2 separate regions of the Mus musculus genome follow, and region 2 is linked to region 1. A link is a loop called in an ENCODE intact Hi-C map of the cell type or tissue named here. Cell type or tissue: gastrocnemius. All regions are shown on one strand. Links, peaks and the distances in the headings refer to the core of each region. The heading gives the core; the rest is flanking DNA.

Evidence for each region. Hi-C counts contacts between places; a loop is a spot of excess contacts. Peaks named below come from ENCODE experiments on the same cell type or tissue, not always from the same donor. Only the 100,000 strongest peaks of a DNase experiment are listed, where the experiment ranks them.
Region 2: a loop joins it to region 1, with 6 times the contacts of the local background. A loop is called at or near these places in 35 of 42 quality-filtered maps.

What each region holds. Positions count from the first base shown.
Region 1 is chr9:87,250,239-87,260,183 of GRCm38, reverse strand. It overlaps Cep162 (centrosomal protein 162), which reads left to right and starts at 4,652. Exons shown (of 27, transcript NM_199316.2): 1 at 4,652-4,921; 2 at 6,136-6,252. The coding sequence starts at 6,196. In gastrocnemius, for the core only: a CTCF peak has its summit at 4,374 (motif pointing right); DNase peaks (open chromatin) are centred at 4,647 and 4,807; H3K4me3 peaks cover 1,313 bases; H3K27ac peaks cover 1,467 bases.
Region 2 is chr9:87,018,096-87,028,040 of GRCm38, reverse strand. Cyb5r4 (cytochrome b5 reductase 4) reads right to left here and starts at 6,012. Exons shown (of 16, transcript NM_024195.2): 1 at 5,788-6,012; 2 at 941-1,094. The coding sequence starts at 5,862. It overlaps Ripply2 (ripply transcriptional repressor 2), which reads right to left. Exons shown (of 4, transcript NM_001037907.2): 4 at 7,600-8,388. The coding sequence ends at 8,232. In gastrocnemius, for the core only: no CTCF peak of the experiment used is centred there; a DNase peak (open chromatin) is centred at 6,053; H3K4me3 peaks cover 2,105 bases; H3K27ac peaks cover 1,487 bases.

The DNA of each region.
Region 1 (9,945 bases), core at 2,972-5,471:
TGTTTTTAAATTCAGACCTTGGTTTGAATCCATGGGTATAGACACAGGCTATTCATCATACATCCTTTACATCACAGCTGTATTTATTACCTCTACAGGACTATTAATAGACTTATTACTCTACCAAGAGGACTAAATGTCACAGCTGAGCTGTAAATAATTGTGTTAGCCTTGGTGAGTGCAGGTGAGATGAGGTTGCATGAATTAGTTACACCAACTGCATCATACAGGGTCTTATAAATATCTGAAGTTTAGTGTTATCTCAATAAGAAATTGCCAAGGACCTGCCTCAGCTTGAGAGAGGGTCCTGAGGAAGAGGTGAATGGGAGCGGTGGAAGAAATGATTCAAAGTCAATGATGGGTGCAAGCTGACAGGTCAGCAGTCTGCTGAGATGGCTCCTCAGATAGCTCTCTCTTGCAGAGCAAATCCCATTCTTTCATTTTGCATAAGCTACTTCCTTAGGAATTGCATATTAATTCAATCGTTTTCCCCAGGTACCCTCTTGATTATTCCATGAATCAGCATTCTCTGACCTTAGCCCCTTTGACTCTAAAGACAGAGCCACATGGCCAAAGCTGCATTCACTGCTTTCTATAGGTGGAACATGGCCCCATTGTTCTATTAGACAGACCCTGAACTCAGAGATCTACGTGGCTCTTTCTCCTGAATGGTGAGATTAAAGGTGTGTACCACCATGCCTGGACCTAAGCTTTTCTTCCCCTAAAACTTATTCTGTCCCAGGCTGGCCTTGAACTCAGAAATCTGCTTGCCTTTGTCTCCTGATTAAAGGAGTGTACCACCATGCCTAGGCCCAAGTTTTTCATGGTCACTATTCCTCAAGACCCAGAACAAAAGCCTGTGTCTTCCAGTCTCAAGATCTGGATCATTTCTGGATTGTAGTTCATTCCAGATTAAAAATCGAAACCATTCCGTCTTCAACTGCAAACACAAACAATAAGTGTAGCTGGGTGGGATCTTGCCTGGGATCACAACTACCTAAATCTGTTTGTCTCTGTGAACACAGGATTCAGCTCCATTTCACTTTCTGGAGCTTCTTTACTTGAATCATACATTTTGTTTTTTTAGTTTAGCAAGCTCTTGTTTTTTAAGCTATTCCTTTGCCTTTCAATGATCCAGGTTTTTTCCCCTCTATTGACCAATCATGTCTCCTTCCTTACTATCTTTCTAAGCTGGCTCATTAGTGTAGCTGCCTCTGTTCTTTCAAGTCTATGAAGCCCCTTGTACAATTCATAATTGCATCCTTATATTTTTGTAGTTGAGAAATCCTGTAAAAAAAAAAAAACCAGTTCTCACAGTGATTGATGTATTCTTGAACTCATGTTTTCAGGGTTCTTTCCCATAGACTTAAGGGCTGTCCTGAAAGTCATAGCCACCAAACTGCTGAGAAACACCAAACACACCTTCACCTCCTGGAATTGTGCTGTTTCTGATTATCATGGAGTCATTAACCTTGGCAGAGAGAACAGTCCCTGATAACCTTGGCAAGGACATTCCCAAAGAAGGAACATGAAATATATACATATACATATACATATGTGTGTGTGTGTGTGTGTGTGTAAGTATGAGAATATATATATATTATTATTATGCAAACAAACCTTACACCTACAGCAACCATCAGCACTCCAGGAGCCCCACATCCTGCCGGCTCTGCTCCAGGGGTAGCAACTGTGTCACATGGTCTCTTCTACCGCTATGCCTGATCTAGCAAGAATTCTTTGAAGGATCCTAAATAATGAACTAACCTAGTTTATGTTGTCAAATAATGACCTCTTATATAGACAATGTCATTGTATAGACAGTATGCTAGGGGGAACAAGTGAAAAAGCAGGAGGTTAGGGAAGTAGTTCAGGAAATAATGTTGTGGGTCAAAACATCAGCACTTAAGATTTAGAGAAGTGAATTGAAGGAAGACACATTTCAAAGGTAGTTTGGCATGATTGAGTACATATAGGGAAGAGAAAACTGCAAGATTTATGTCAAGTAATTGCTATGTCACATGAGAATTAGAGAAATAAGTATATGAAAAGAATAAAATCAAGGCTTCTGTGGCTGAAAGGAATGGCTCAGTGGGTAACGTGTTTGTGGTGCAAGAATGAGGACCAGAGTTAAGATCCACAGCACTATGTAAAAGCTAGGTGGGGAGTAATAGATGGCTGTAATCAGAGCATTCAGGGCAGAGACAGGGGATCCTCAGAGCAAGCTGGATAGCTAGACTAGTCAATCGTAAGCGCTGGGCTCTAGTGAGAGACCTTGCCTTAATGGATTAGGTAGAAAACAGTTGAAGAAGACATCCAATCGTCAACCTATGACCTCCATATACATGCACACTCAGGTGTTCTCACACACATGCATACACACAAGCAAAAACGCAAGGCTTCTATTACTTTAGAGATGGCTCTAGTGTGTGGTGGGCATAGTGCATGCACTGAAGAGGTAGAGGCATATGGATCTCTGAGTTGGAGGCCAGCTTGGTCTACAGAGAGATGTTTCTAGGGTATTATGTGAATATATATGAATTAGGTTATCATACATAGAACACTGTGGGGAGCCGCACTCACATTTGCCATTATAAGATGGCGCTGACAGCTGTGTTCTAAGTAGTAAATAATCTGCACATGTGCAGGGGCAGTTTTCCCGCCATGTGCTCTGCCTTTCTCGTGATGACAACTAGGCCGATGGGCTGCAGCCAATCAGGGAGTGACACGTCCTAGGTGGAGGATAATTCTCCTTAAAAGGGACGGGGTTCTGGCACTCCCTCTCTTCGTCTCTTCGTCTCTTTGTCTCTTTCTCTTCGTCTTTTCCTCTGCTCTCTTCCTCTGCTCTCTGCCTCTCTCTCTCTGCCCCTCTCTCTGCCTCTCTCTGCGTCTCTCTCTCTCTTCCTCTCTGCCTCTCTCTGCCGCGCTCTTCCTCTCTTGCTCCTGAGTAAGCAATAAAGCTTTGCCGCAGAAGATTCTGGCTTGTTGCGTCTTTCCTGGCCGGTCGCAAACGCGCGTAAGAGAACACTAGAGCTCAAAGGGAAATCTAGAACAAGCACAAATAGGGTTTTCATATTAACTAAGGTTATGTCATAGAAATTTGTTTTCTACAATCTTGCAACACCCTATGAGAAAATTAGCAACCCCCACCAAGAATTGTTTTAGTAGTCTGGTGCGGGTAAAGCTGAATTGGAAAATCTAACGAAAGATGGATAAGGTGAAAATAAACTAACAGTTTGGGAGACGAGGCCTAACTTTCTGTTTCCCAGAAATGAGACCCTAAGTCCAGGAACCTGTGGTCAGCAAACCAAGCCACAGGCAGCCAATCTGTGGACACCTTGTCATCTGGCCTGAAGTAAGAATAGGTATCTAGAATGGATAAGAGATCCCTCCCCACCCCAAACCTGGGAAGTCTCCAGAGCCCTAACCAATTGTAGAATCAGTCAAACTTCTAGAGATAGAGCTAACCAATCAAGGCAAAATGGCACAAATTCCTCCCTGGAATTCCCCTAACTGACAAATATAAAAGCTAGGCCTGCAAGCCCACTCACTACATGTGTCCATTCCTGAATGAGGAGACCCCTCCTTGCAGGAAATTCTGCTGAATAAACATTCTTTGCTTTTGCATACTACTTAGTTTAGGGTATCATTCTCCCAAGATCTTGGACCCTAACAAGTTGATGGTAAAAAATAACTATGGTGAGTGAGACTGAAATGAGACCTCAAGTGGAAAAAAATCCCCCAACTTTCTCAGCTTGTGTACATGACTAGCCACCATAGCTCTTCTTGCCGCACTCCTTTAACAGTTGTCTGGGCTACTTGTCTGCTTCACGGAACCCACGTCTATAGGGCATGGAATGTGCTCAATTCAGTATGTACTAAAAGAAAAGCCATAAGCTGAATTAAGTTGACTTGTAAATTGTAAAATTTAAATAATGTACATAATGCTCTCACCAAGCTTAAAATGGTAGCTTAAAACAGGTCTCTATTATTGCATTTTAATCGGATAGTTTCTGGCTTGTACACACTCAGATGTCAATATGCATTGTTGAGTGAAAAGTTCAGGCCAGAAAGGAGGTACAGAACTATGTATACCAGAGGCAAAGACCTTTACTGTTTGAAGATTTTACTTTCATTCCAAAATGTTGTCTTCTGATTTGGTGTGCCTGTGTATACGTATCCAGAGAGCGAAAGAAAGAGGAGAGAGAGAGCGGGTAAAAAAGTAAAATAAAATAAAAACTCAAGCAAACCACTGCAGAAGAGAGCTTTGAAAAGCAGGATACCAGAAAAACCAGAGCTGCTGAACTAGTGCAAGGCTCTCACTGAGAATCTTGGTATTGTGTATTTTCAAATGCTTGTCCACTGGGTGGCGGACATCTCTTCTAACACCGGAATTATTTCTAATGCATTTGTACTTTTCTCATAACACCCACACAAGGCTTATTACTTGAAGGAAATCAACCCTCTTACACCGTTTTTAAAACTTTCAACCTGGACAGTAGCCTTCAAATGAAAAGGGTGGGAAAGGCTGGAAAGAAGAGCAGCTCGCTGCGGAAGGACGAGCACAAAGGGACTAAACTACAACTCCCAGAAAGCCACGCGCTGGCTCTAGATGGTGCGCTTGCGCCTGGGTCTTCCCGGCCGGCTAGCTGAGCTCGGGATTTCCGGGAGTAAGAGAAAGCGGGATGTGCACACTGCTGCCGCGCCCACGTCCCTTACGGCCGCCACATCCTGCAGAGCCGTGAAGGTTCCAATCTTTATTTGAGAGTCACCAGAAGACTGACAGCTTGTCTGGCTGCTCCCTGGGTCACGTGGCAGGCAGGATCACGTGACACCCGGGAGCCCGCCTGTAGGGGTCTGTTGCCCTGACAACAGCCCGCTCGCCGGGACTTTCCGGGAGAGCGCGGGCTCCCAGGAGCAGGTAGGTGAGGCGTTGTGGCTGTCTGCGACCCTGTTGTTGTTTCCAGGTTGTACCTCAGGCAGGGTCTCCGAACTTTGTTTTGCGCATTACTCCGCTCCTCTGTCGGGACTCCAAGTCTTTGCTTCGAGCTAGCCCCCAAATCTGCGCTTCCTGCAGCCTGGACTGAGCTGAGGGCCCTTTCGTGGGGTTTGCCTCTGACTAACCTGTTTGTCCAACTCCTCATCCTGACCCTAAGACCTCTTAGTCGAAAATGCAAATAAAAGCACTAAGTATTCCACTGAAAGATGGTGGGCAAACCTGCTGCCGTCCCTTAGAAAAGAAAACTAGCGTTTGTTCGTGTTGCCCTAAAGAGTTAAATCCAAAGGTTTAGGACAGATCTGAAGATGGCCTCTCCTAGCTGAAGTCCAGCTTTGAGACAACTTGACTAGATCCCATTAAAGGTGCTCGCGGCATTGTTTCTTTTAGCCTGCCTTTGCTTCAAGAGAAACATAAATAGTAGTTAATGTGTGTCATTAACTTCCAAGGGTATTCTGTGCTCGTTGGGGATGTTTTAAGACAGGATTGCACTATATAGCTCAGACTAACCTGAAATTCAGGCTTGTAACTCAGGCTAACCTCCCAACTAAAGAGCTGTCTGTCTCCTAAGTGTAGAAATCTCTGGGATGCACCACTAAATTCTTTATTATATTCTGAGTCTTATAAATTCACTTAGTTTATGTCTGGAAAAAAATCCTGATTATAGAAAGTCTATTTTGCAAAACCCTTAATTTGAAAATACGTGAATCCGGAAGCACAACCTGTATACTGTGCTTTACAAGAAAAAATATTAGTCTTTCCACTCCTGCTCTTTTAATTTTTTTTTTTTTAATATTCTCTGTGAGGACCTGGATTCTGAGAGGTATTAGCAGAGACAAATACATATACAGTGGAAAAGATCCTGGAGCCCACCTCTTAGCGACTGGATGAAATGTAATGATCAACCTTGAGAAGACATACTTCATAAGCTACTTTCCCAAGTCAGTTAGCTTCAATGAATTAGACCTCCAATGGTGTCTCGTAATTGCAATATAACTGTCAAGTTACATCATATATATGTGTGTACATATATAAAACTGTCTTGAGAAGTTGAAGTTTAAAGTAGTGTTGTTTTAATGATGTTTAATGATTGTTTTCCTCCAGAGGTGTTTATTTTTCCATCTGTTTCTGTCATTTAGTGTTTCCAATGCTGTGAATAATTTTAAGATACTTGCTTTGTGACGTGAAAATTACTAACCATGGCTCACTATTTCAAAGTAGACCTTGATGAAGAATTTGAACGGTTTATGAAGGAGGTAAGCTCAAGCTGTATTTATTGTAATATTTATTGTAAATTCATCTTGTAAGATCCATCCTTGAGTGCTTTCTTCTGAAAACATAAACCACCCCATCAGCTCATCCCTTCTACCTGCACCTACAGAATTATCCAGCCGTCCTCAGTTCGACTCATTTCAAATGCTGCTGCCTGTTAGCTCAATGCCATCTTCTCACCCAGTCTACCCAGCGGTCCCAGTGAATGCAGCATTCCCTCCAAGGTGCATGTGTGCACGCGCTCACATGCAAACACAAACACATGCACACACACACACACACACACACAGAGAGAGAGAGAGGGAGAGGGAAAGGGACGGAGAGAGAGAGAAAGAGAACCATGTTGAACAAATATTTTGCTCAATTTCTGGTTATAAGGGAGTGGTTCAACCTAATTTTTTTTTAAAGTTAATTTTCTTCAGTTACAATTCATAAACCATTCAGTTCACCCACTTAAAGTTTGTATGACAACTGTTTTAGAATTATATAACCTTCACCATAGTCAGTTGCAGAATGCCTGTATCATTCCTAAAAGGAAACCCTTATCCTTTAACCATTACTCTTGGCTCTTTGTCCTTCCAGCCTTGGGTTATCCCTTACTGCTTTGTCTCCAAGTTTGGCTGTTGCAGATATTCATAGAAATGGAACCATTTAGGATGTGTGGTCTCTGAAGTCTGGCTTCTTTTACTTAGCATGGTGTTTTCAGAGAGTGGTTTGCCATTTTGTGGATATAATGCTTATATGTTGTCAGTTGACAGCATTTGGGATCCTTCCATTTTGGACAGTCATGAATAATGTTGCTCTTAATAATCACGCAAGTGTGAGTGTGGATGTATGTGAATCTCTTCTCAATATTTGCCTACACATGAAATTGGCTAGTCGTATGCTCTGTTATTCCCACCAACCATGTATTCCTTTATGAAGGCCTTGATTCTCATTGTCTTTACTATCTGAGGGCCAGGGATTTGGTTCCGTTGGATGATAATAACCTGCAAAGCGGTGAAGAAAATCTTGATTGGAAGGGCGGATACTCATCCTTTGTCTTTCTCATCTTTGCCATAACACGGAATGGTCAGTGGTTCTATCCCTGTATGTAGACAAAGAAACTGGGGTTCAGGAGCAAGAAATGGAATGTTTCAATGAGGTAGTATGTTTAAAGACTGACTGGAAAGTGATAGAGATACCGGACATTCAGACTGATGATAATTCAGAGGTTTAGATGGCAGCCCTCGTATCTTCCTAGTTGGATGGCTGCATGCAGCAGTGGAAAGCGGACAGTCCTCAGTTGATTTGGATCCCACTTGCTATCACTCTTTGGGGGAGTCATTTCCCCCCTGGGTTTCAGGTTCTCATAAGCGTTCTCTTCGAGGTTTTTTTTTTTTTTTTAATTAGGTATTTTCCTCATTTACATTTCCAATGCTATCCCAAAAGTCCCCCATACCCACCCCCCACTCCCCTACCCACCCACTCCCCCTTTTTGGCCCTGGCGTTCCCCTGTACTGGGGCATATAAAGTTTGTGTGTCCAATGGGCCTCTCTTTCCAGTGATGGCCGACTAGGCCATCTTTTGATACATATGCAGCTAGAGTCAAGAGCTCCGGGGTACTGGTTAGTTCATAATGTTGTTCCACCTATAGGGTTGCAGATCCCTTTAGCTCCTTGGGTACTTTCTCTAGCTCCTCCATTGGGGACCGTGTGATCCATCCAATAGCTGACTGTGAGCATCTACTTCTGTGTTTGCTAGGCCTCAGCATAGTCTCTCAAGAGACAGCTCTATCTGGGTCCTTTCAGCAAAATCTTGCTAGTGTATGCAATGGTGTCAGCATTTGGAAGCTGATTATGGGGTGGATCCCTGGTTATGGCAGTCTCTAGATGGTCCATCCTTTTGTCTCAGCTCCAAACTTTGTCTCTGTAACTCCTTCCATGGGTGTTTTGTTCCCAATTCTAAGAAGGGGCAAAGTGTCCACACTTTGGTCTTCGTTCTTTTTGGGTTTCATGCGTTTAGCAAATTGTATCTTATATCTTGGGTATCCTAAGTTTCTGGGCTAATATCCACTTATCAGTGAGTACATATTGTGTGAGTTCCTTTGTGATTGTGTTACCTCACTCAGGATGATGCCCTCCAGGTCCATCCATTTGCCTAGGAATTTCAAAAATTCATTCTTTTTAATAGCTGAGTATACTCCATTGTGTAAATGTACCACATTTTCTGTATCCATTCCTCCGTTGAGGGGCATCTGGGTTCTTTCCAGCTTCTGGCTATTATAAATAAGGCTGCTATGAACATAGTGGAGCATGTGTCCTTCTTACCAGTTGGGACATCTGGATATATGCCCAGGAGAGGTATTTCGGGATCTTCCGATAGTACTATGTCCAATTTTCTGAGGACCCGCCAGACTGATTTCCAGAGTGGTTGTACAAGCTTACAATCCCACCAACAATGGAGGAGTGTTCCTCTTTCTCCACATCCTCGCCAGCATCTGCTGTCACCTGAATTTTTGATCTTAGCCATTCTGACTGGTGTGAGGTGGAATCTCAGGGTTGTTTTGAGTTGCATTTCCCTGATGATTAAGGATGTTGAACATTTTTTCAGGTACTTCTCTGCCATTCGATATTCCTCAGGTGAGAATTCTTTGTTCAGCTCTGAGCCCCATTTTTTAATGGGGTTATTTGATTTTCTGGAGTCCACCTTCTTGAGTTCTTTATATATATTGGATATTAGTCCCCTATCCGATTTGGGATAGGTAAAGATCCTTTCCCAATCTGTTGGTGGCCTTTTTGTCTTATTGACGGTGTCTTTTGCCTTGCAGAAGCTTTGCAACTTTATGAGATCCCATTTGTCAATTCTCGATCCTACAGCACAAGCCATTGCTGTTCTATTCAGGAATTTTTCCCCTGTACCCATATCTTCGAGGCTTTTCCCTACTTTCTCCTCTATAAGTTTCAGTGTCTCTGTTTTTTTGTGGAGTTCCTTAATCTACTTAGATTTGACCTTAGTACAAGGAGATAGGAATGGATCAATTCGCATTCTTCTACATGATAACCGCCAGTTGTGCCAGCACCATTTATTGAAAATGATGTCTTTTTTCCACTGGATGGATTTAGCTCACTTGTCAAAGATCAAGTGACCATAGGTGTGTGGGTTCATCTCTGGGTCTTCAATTCTGTTCCATTGGTCTACTTGTCTGTCGCTGTACCAGTATCATGCAGAGGTTTCTTTTTTTAAAGAATGAGATAAGCCAGGTGCAGATCCTGACACTGAGAAGGCATGTGTGAGGGCATACAGAAGGAGAATGGAAAAGGATAAAGAAGGCAATAAGAGTGGCTTTTATTTGCTTGAGGTAACTGTCATCTCTGAGGCTTACTGCTAACCTAGGCCTAGTCCTGGAAGCTTCTAGCCTCCATACACTCTAATCTAGGTAGGCCTAGAATGTTTGCAGCCTCTGAGACTTGCTACTGAATATTACTCACCCTCTCTTGTACTTTCTGGCTTGTTCAACTCAGCTGTTCTGGATCAACTTCCTCTCTCAGCTGCCTGCCTCAATCTGGCTTTTCTCTTGGCTTCTGCTCGGCCTCAGACTAACTCTAGCAATCTGTTCTAATCTTCTGGCTCCCTCTCACTCTCTGGCTTGTTCTGCCTTCACCTTTGTGTAGCTTATTCTCTCTTCAGCCCATCTC
Region 2 (9,945 bases), core at 4,703-7,202, 230 kb after region 1:
TTTACCATTGTTAATGATATTAGCCCCAAAATACATAATAGGAAAAGATATGTTTATAAGGTAAAAACAAGTCACCATTTTTCAACTTTACTGGAGTTTCTTCTCTAAGCCTGAGTCTAAGGACTGTGATGACTGCGCCACCTTGTGTTCAATAAAGAAACTGCAGCACCAGTTTCCTTCTGTCTAGAGATGCTTACCTTGTTCTAACAACTGCTGAACGGGATTAAAATCCACAACTCTGAATGACAATTATAACTCTGTCCCTCGGTTCTTCTACTGTCTGTTATGTGCTTTGACGCTTTGTTATCACACATCAACATGGTGCTCCTAATGAACTGATTCTTTGTGTATGTGTGTGAGTGTGAGTGTATGCACGGGTGCATGTAGGTGCACATGTATGTGGACGCCAGAGGTTAACTTCAGCTGTCTCCTCATTATGCTCTAAGACATAATCTAAACTCACCGAATCTAAAGCTCATCAACCTCTGGTCTCCACAGACACACATGGAACAGTGTGCTCATGAGTGTGCATGTGTACGAGCACATGCATATACACATACAAATATGTATAGGTGCATACAACACACATATGGTTCCCTTTAGAGTCTCAGAGACCCTTTTCCTAAGAGCATTCAATCACAAGGCTCTGGATGGGCAGTTATGCCATATACTGGGTGCCCCTGAACGTTTTAACTGCATCACCTTGGTGTTAAATTTCTTGGCAAACACCTGCTTCCTTTCAAAGGGAATGCAACATAAGAATGCTACAAAAGACTTCCATCCCATTAGTTCCCTGTCTTCTGCATCAAATGTAAAAGGTTATACAAGGGAAAATACAGTTCAAAGTGAGAACAACATTATTTATGATCCACTGAGGCAATTTTTGTTACCAAGTCTGAAAGCCCAGGCGTTTCTGAGATGTTTAGTAAATGCCGCTTACCTCTTATGCATATCCAACAATCTTCTTTCTTGTTGTGCTTCTTAAGCTCTTCTTCAGTTACTTCAATTAACCCGCCCTTCAATCCTGTTAAGTCCTTTCCACTCTTGGTCAGTCGGATCCAATCCATAAGACTCCTGCCTTGTTTTAAAGGTACCTAGAGAACGGAAAACAAAAGCTATGTCTGGTTCTAAGTTGGCTGCTTCCCTCTCCTCCTCCGTCAATTTGCCTTTGGACTACTGTATCCATCCTTTATTAGCCTTAAAAAAAAATCCTACACAACAAGATCCCATCTCAAAATAAATAAATAAATAAATAAATAAATAAATAAATAAATAAAGGGTAAAATGACAAAACTACAACCCAACAATTCTACAACTTCTCCCATCTCGTGTGTGTGAAGCTGAGCTACTGCATTAGAAGTTTACTTTATCTGCCATTTTCAACAGGGAAGGTCCTGCCATGGAGCAGCTCAGGCTGGTTACAAAACTGGCAGCCATCAATCCTCCTGAGTTCCCTTTTATTTTCTTTAACTTTAAAAAAAAACTTTTAGCCAAAGTTCTTACTTTTGATTAACTTTAATTGATTTATTTTTTTATTTTTATTACAGGGAGGGGACTCTTTTGTCTAGTTCAAGATGTCCAGGAAATTCAGATGCCTAGAATCTTAAACAAAATACTATTTAAGATACCGACTATGAGATAGGACTTTGCAATTCTGTCTCACAAACTTTCTTCATAATGGCAGTAAGGAATAATAGACACAGTACTGAACCCAAAGTCAGAATTTAGAATGTCCAGGTCCTAGCTCTGTTACTAATTATGTTATTGATGCCATTTTGAACCAAAATTTGTGACCTTAACAATCAAGAGATCTGATAGAAGATATGCCAAAGATTGGCTAAATTCTCCCTTTCTGAATTATCAATATAAACAGAAAATCAGAAATTACTGTGCAACAGTGTTTGCGACAAACCCACTGATAAAGTATACCAAGCACAGGAAAACACCATGAGGAAGGGTGTGGGGCGAACATGAGCACAGGACAGCCACATCAAGGACTTCCAGGCCTAGGAGAGAGGGGAATTGGTACAGCCCTTTTCTAGTCTTAAGTGTGAATGTTGACAGCGTATGTAGAAACTATCAACCACAGCTTCCTCCCCTGGATGACTGCTCGCCTATAGAGACATCCCACTAAGATAAGCTAAACTCGTCTCAGAGATTGCCTGAAACCACGGCCACCACCAAACACCCCATGGTGGTGACCCCTATACATTTTTTTTTCCTTCACAACTCTTGGAAACTTGTTTTTACTGTGGGTATTAGTGACCTTGGCATGATTTTTTTTCTTACTAAGAACTCTGACATTTCCACTCACAGGAAGCATTTCATGGCTTCTCTTTGGATAGAAGAATTTCCACTATTGTTAGTCCGACACTTGGACCATTACTTGAAAACATGCACTTCCATTTTCAACTATCTATCTGGAAACAAAACAGATGGCTACAGGGCAGTACATACACCTTAGACACAGGACAAGACAACTCATGCAGTTGACTGTAGATAACAGGAAAGATGGGACCTGAAGTTATGAACTGGGGAAGATTACAGTGTTTATAATGGTGCCCTTTACAGAAAATATATACCCCGCCTACATGATTTAGTAACAGGACATTCGGAGTTCTGTTTTCTTTTACAAAATACATTTTCAAGATTTTAAGGTGACAGATTGGATGGTCAGAAAGTGTTCCCCCCAAAAAACACACTTAATAAACCTGTTCTGCAAGGTGGGGTACACTGGGAAGTGTTTAAGTACTGAGAATTAATGTAAATTAAAAATGGCTTTGAAACTGTTTTCAATTTACATTAACTGAAGTTCTCTTGTATTCTTTATTGCCCTGTAATGCCTTCCATCACATTCTAACAAAGCAATAAATAAGGCCTTGGCCAGATATGAACACTCCCCGTCTAATAAATAAATCTGTCCTTTATCCATATCCACTCTCGGGTATTCTCTTACAGTGGTACTAAGTGTATTAACATGGGTACACTAGCATTTTAATTCATTCGTTAGGATGAAATTTCAAGCACCTGTATTGCAGAGGGACACTCTTGTCCAAGAAGCTCATTCCAAAGTATGAGGAGAATGGTACTGCAGACACACTCACGCTTGAGGACGCTTGCGTACGCACTTTCTGGAGTCATATCTAATTTAGGCATTCATTTATCCCAAAATAAATAGGTCAGGACCTCTGGGGTACACTCCATCATCTAACTCAACCTTCTTGTTTTGACCATTGGTGAAACTCTTCTGGTGACTCCTCCCAAAGAATAAAAAGTGAGAAAAACAATTCCTATCCCAGAGAAAATCACTGGGTTCTCTCTCCATTCAGTAATCCCTAAGGCAATTAATTCTTTGGAAATGCAACTCAAATCATAAATCTTTCTTCTACAGTGGCTCCTTATTCCTCAACTGTTAATCAGATCCTCTGGTCACAGTTTGCATTACTAGCTCCATGTTTTAGCCTTGACTTTCTACAACTTTCTATCAAATGCTCTGGCCTAATGGGCACAGATTCCCCACTGGTGTCAAGCACTTGCTCATAGTATTTTCCTCCAATCTAACTCTAATTCTTTTTTGGTGCTAATACCCTACTGACGTACGGAATATAATTGTCTGTTTTCTTATCTGTGCTGCCTGTGAGACTAAGTCCCTTGAAATCAGAGACCACCCTTCAACATACTACACTGTCTTAGTATCAGAGACCACCCTTCAACACACCATACTGTTTTAGTATCAGAGACCACCCTTCAACACACCATACTGTTTTAGTATCAGAGACCACCCTTCAACACACCACACTGTCTTAGTATCAGAGACCACTCTTCAACACACCACACTGTCTTAGTATCAGAGACCACCCTTCAACACACCATACTGTTTTAGTATCAGAGACCACCCTTCAACACACCATATTGTCTAAGTTTCCTTTTGCTGCTATGATAAAACACCATGACCAAAGTCAACTTATAGAACAAAGAGTTTATTTTGGCTTATGGTTCCACAAGGGGATTCCATAATGGCGAGGCAGGTGTGGCATCAGGTACCCAGAGCAGGAAGCTGATTAATCATATAGCAACTGCACACAGAACAAACTGAAAATAGGTGAAGCTGTAAACCCTTAAAGCCTGCTCAAAGTGACATACTGTTTCCAATAAAGCCAAGGTTTCATAACATCCCGAGACAGCACCATCAACTGGGAACCCCATGATCAAATGCCTTAGCATATGTAGGACATTACAGTTTCTCAATAAACACTGAACAGCTATTGCATAAGGAATCTGTCTCTGTGTAAGATTCAAATTGGTGAGATTTGAATAAAGGGCGTAAGGTAAGGAATATCTGCTGAGTGCGTAGCAATGCTGTGCTATGGAAAAGTCTCATCTCAGGCCTATGAACAAGACAACAACAACAACAACTGGTCACGCGTACATACACCTGAGCCAGAATGTGACTGCGATGAAGTAGTGGGTCTTGGAAAGACATCTCTTTCCTACTCCAAAGTTCTAGACTTTTAACAATTTAACAATCAGCCTATCTGGCTGAGTTCCATTTTTGAAAACTTTATCTGACTGTTTCATTGTTTTATGCAGTCCTAACTCTGCCTCTCAAGGGTTCGAGATTGTCTCATTTCATAACAAAGAAATTAATCCTACCTGAGGGTCCTATTAAATTACACAAAGATCTTACTTTGCCCTCTTTGGGGACAACAAAACTTACTTCTGCTATCGCATCTAAGGAACTTGCTGTCTTTGCCTAGAAGTTTTCTCCTTTAAATGAATGCTGAGAACATAGCCATTTTAATGAAGAAAGTCAGTTACTGACGTTCTCATTCTACAAAGGGCAACCTTAGACTATGGAGCCAAGCACTTAGCTTAAAGAGAGAGCAAGATACCCAGTTGATGGCTGGTGAGCAGAGGCGCACACACAGCAATGAAGGAAATGTCATAATCACAAGCTTACGTGACTGATAGCAGACTTTCATCAACCTATTTCTTTTTACCAAGAATGAAGATAGTAAACGTCCCTAGCTTCAGGGTAACTGTGAAGATTCAATGGGCAAAGGAAAAGGACTCCAGATACACATGGCCATCAGTGAGCCCACAAAACATCTTAGTGCTATGTATGATTAAAGCTGGGGACAGACATTTCTGAAAAATAAATGAAAACCTCAATTCCTTTTCTGATCTAAGGGCAAAACCTCAGATCTAAGTGGAGAAGAATGGAAAGTCTCAAAGTCATATAAAATAAAACTCGAGAAAGGAATCGAGTAGCCCAAGAAGACAGAAGTCTCAAAAGAAAATACCAAGATGTGGTTACAGAATAAGGAACTAGCAAAATAACATAAGAGCATTCGCCTTGCAATGAATACACTACACAATTTGTACTGAATTTTGCAACTATATATCTGTATTTCCACCTGCTGCTGACAGTAACCATATTCAACAAATAGACAAGAGCATGGTACCAGATTCAAAATCAACCAGGGGTGTCTACAGATGAGGCAGTGCTGGAACCACTGGCTACCGTATACACAGAGGAGTGCGACTTGAAGAGGTGGCACTAAATCTGACGGCAGGTTTGCAGACTCCAATCATCCCTAGCCACCGCCACTGCTCAGCCTGGATCTTTGACCGTAAAGAACAAAAGACTGGAGAGGACAGCTTGAGACAGAAATGCAACCATGCCGGAAGCGGGGTGCCGAGTGGACTTACCGCGGCCAACTTCAGCAGCTCAAACACACTTAGGGCGTTTGAGTTAGTAGTCGAACGAACGGCGTCGCCACTTACCTTGCTGCGCCCCTGGGAGGAGACGCGCTGCTGGGAGCCGGGGGCCGGGAAAGCCTGGGAAGGGACGTTCAGCATCCTGGGCCCCCGGCTCGGGCCGCATCCGGGCTCCGCCACCGGACAGGCTGCCCTGGTGGGACCCCAGCGCCCACCACCGTCCGTGCGGGCTCCTTGGCCCGGCCGAGGCCAAGCCCCCGACCCACTTCCGGGGTCGCCAGGGGTCAGGCGCGTCGTGACGCAATCACGCTCACGAGAGGCGGGGCGGGGGCGGAGTCAGAGGAAAGGCTCACTCACTCTGTGAGCCCGGTCGCCCGGCTTGGGAAGGGGTGGCTGTGCGGGGGTTGGGGGCAGGGCAGCGCATGCTCAGTTACTCTTTGGTCCTAAACTTCAGCACCACAAGGAAATGACAGCTTTCTGCTGAAAGATCAGAGAGTGAAGCTGTTCCCCAGCCCTGGTGCTGATAGAGGCCGAGGGTTATTTCTGGTAGAACAAGAAGACCAGTGCCTGTCTCTTGATAAACAACAATTGAAATATGAAAGAAAACAACACTATCAAAACGTTCAGACTGCTGAATAGTTCTCTCCTGTAAAATACTAAGCTCTAGGAAAGAGGACTTCACAGTTTCATGAGCTAAGAAGCCGAACTCAAGCAGCCTCTGCTGTGGGTTAAGAAACGTCACGTTTGGGGAACCAGTCTGGAAAACGAGTAAAAGACGTTTCCAGACGACGTTTCCAGAAGACCTTCTCTATCCATACACTCACACATTCTTCCTCCTCCCATAACTCTTCACTTTCCCTGAAATCTACAAGTAGCTCACTCCTAAATAGAGTGATTTGGTTTTGGTGTCATCCTTGTATTTAATGGCCTATGCACGCTACTTTTTATTAAAGGAACATTTTGTCTGTATAGGCTTGGGTTTCTGTAAGAAATAAATGGCTATATCTAAACCATATACTGTATATATTAATAGGCATGTAACAAAAGACAGGCCACCTTATACTATCCTGATTTGTTAACAAGAGAAATTCCTAACACTGTGGGTCCATGTTAGTGATACATTGGCTTTTTCTTTTTGCTAGGAAAATACACAGATCCACAGGGTGGAATCCAATAGAAAGAGAACATTTTCCCAAAGAGTAGTTCTAAATAACCCATCCCATTCTCTGTGGGGTTCTAATTTTTTCTGATTCTGGACACATCATTTACTCCAGCTATGTAGTTTCCAGAGTCCCTGGGAGTCAAAGTTGTGATAATGTGGTTTAATATTATGAGAGAGTCTGTGGATATGCTTAGTCATTCAAGCACGGGACATTTCTTAGCTAGCTAATTACCTCTCATCTCCACCTCTACCCATTTTTATTCTGGAATACTGCAGGAAAATATTTTTGGTATATTGTCAGACAAGCATTGAACTTGCAGTTCTCCTGCCTCATCCTCACAAGTAGCTCAGATTATAGATTAATAAAATATGTTTGTTTGCACCTGAACTGCTGAGCAGGTGATTATATAAAAACTAAAAGGACTTCATGAGCATAATCTACTGTGTCACCCTAACCATGCAAGTCCATCGTCCATCTCATTAAAGTATGGAATAAGTTTTCTTCTGTGATGCCTATGTAAGAAAAATCAGTCACTGAGGATTTATTTTACTCCCCAGAAGAAGATGTTTATATGAGAATATTGTGAGCGGGAAACTAAAGCAAAAGGAAAGTGGATAATGTTGAATTTTATGTCTTCCAAATCTTAGCTTTATCCAGGACAAAAGAAAAGAGAGCAACTTCATGTTCTCACCGTTTTTAGACTCTGTACAAATCATTCAAATTTAAACCTTTTTTTTTTAATTATAGGAATCCTTCAACATATACAGAAAGTACTGAACACCAGATTAAAGACAACAGGAGAATATCAGAGTGAGAGTCACACTACTCCATACTTAATTACAGTCCTTAAGATTTAAGTGACCCAAGATTGTTTTTCTTTCTCAACTATAATTACTTAAAGCATTTCCCTATGAGCAAGCAAACAAATACTAATATCCGTGAGAATAGTAGCAGCACCCAGTTTTCCTCACTAACTGCCAAGATTATATCATCTGTAACTAAACATCCAATTGAGATCAGCAGAAAACACCAGACATTACAAGAGCCGGTCTTTTAAAAAAACCAAATAGTTCCTTGAAAAATTATAACTAAAGATAAATTTGTGATTTAATAAAAAAAAAACCAGAAGTATTCTTTGTGAATCACAAATATTTATAACACAATCAGGACATTTGTACATGATGTCTATCTTAAAATCCCAACATTTAATTCTAGTGTAGGGACAAAGAGGATTCCAAATACTGTAATTATTACAAAATGTTTTATTAATAATGTATATACAAATAAATTAGTTTTAAAAGTTTATGGTACATTTATATACAAAATTCAAATTGTCAACAGAAGTAACTAATTAGATTGATTTTCACAGGCCAGCCCCTCTATTTCATCTTCACTATCAGAATCTTCATAAAACGAAATTGTAGCTTGAATTGGGAAATTTTTCAGAAGAGTTTCTGCTTCTTGATATAAGTAGTCGTAACACTTGGACTTGGGCCAGAATAGCCTGAAAGAAGCAGACAACATGCTATCCATATGTTTTCACACTTGGGGTCCTAATTGTCACCAAACAATTGATTTCAACAAGCTCTCTCTGCTTAATAATTAGTTTACACATTTTGGAGACAGAGTTTAAAGCTGCTACTGTTACAGTTTCCATGGAGTCTGCTTGCCAGTGAACAAATAAATGGTTGACTTTTCGCCATCTCTAGCCAAGATAAAATTGATATTTAAAAACTGACTCACACTCTATAAGCAGAAAAATCAATGCTTATCTTATTTCATGTCTATTTACATGCTTATTCTTATGAAATGCAGAAAGTTAGACTTACACTCTCTAAATTTCTCTAGAAGGCAAATAAATCCCACCCTTCCATCACACACGTGGATGATAGCCAACTAGACAAAGAGGGTAGAATGTCTGCACTCTGAACAGGTTTCAGGTCTCACTGTCCAGCAGAAACGAAGCCCTTAGTTACAGATACAGCCCATATGCTTGATCAGATATTGATCAGATATATAAAAGCTTTAAGGTCTATGCCTTCACAACTTGCTAGGTGGGAAAGCTGCTCTAACACCAACCTTTATTTCCAATTCATCTCCTCTCCCATCCAATCAATCTGGGAACACTATATCAATGCATTGAGAAAGAATGATACAGGTTTTATACAATTAATTTGCTTGTAAGCATCATTATCTCAGAATTTTAAAATTTGACCATTGTTCATCTGGCCTAGTGACCTTATTTTATTTATCATATAAAGAGAAAAAATAGGTAAGGCTGAGTTAACAACTATCCTGAAGTCAGTTTAGTATAGGGCAAAGAACTCTGTCTACATATAATTGACTCTAACCAAGGAAAGATTATATTGTGTTCAGTGTGCTCAATTTTAAAAGTGTGTTCAGAAAATTAGGCAACAGAGTTTACATATACTTCTAGTAAAACACATTAAAAGCATATAATCTGGATACTTAAACAAGTAGCTATCAATTATGTATACAATAGATGTGGCAGTGAGCTCTTGTGCCAACATACTCTACCAAACAAACAGAATAAACCATGCATCCTATCCGCAAAGAGGTGACCACAGAACAAAAAGCATAAGACACACATTACAAGTCAAGATAGAAATGAATAAAAAAATAACTTAAAAAAAACCCACAACTAAATTGTTCAGTAGAGAAAGCAATTGTTTACCAAATTACCAAGGTATTTTCTAATGTGTAATTGGAATGGCCAATCCCCTCACCCCCAATGTTCCGTTGGTATCATAACGAGTGGTCAGAATGTCTCACTGTGGACACTTCTTCATCTCTGAGTTCCCCGGTATGATTCTTTAGTCTCCTCCGAGGCCTTCCTGTATTCCATTACCAGGTGGAAGCTTGCCCTTCCTCTGGGCCTTCCTTGAGAACTCTCACCACTTCTGTATGTACTTCCTCCGGATGACCTCACCCACTGCCGTGAGATTCCCCAGCCTTTCATACTCACAGACCTCACCCCAGTGCTTTCAGTGAAGGTGTGCAGCCTGTCTCCTGACTTACATACAACCCTCTCCCTAATTGC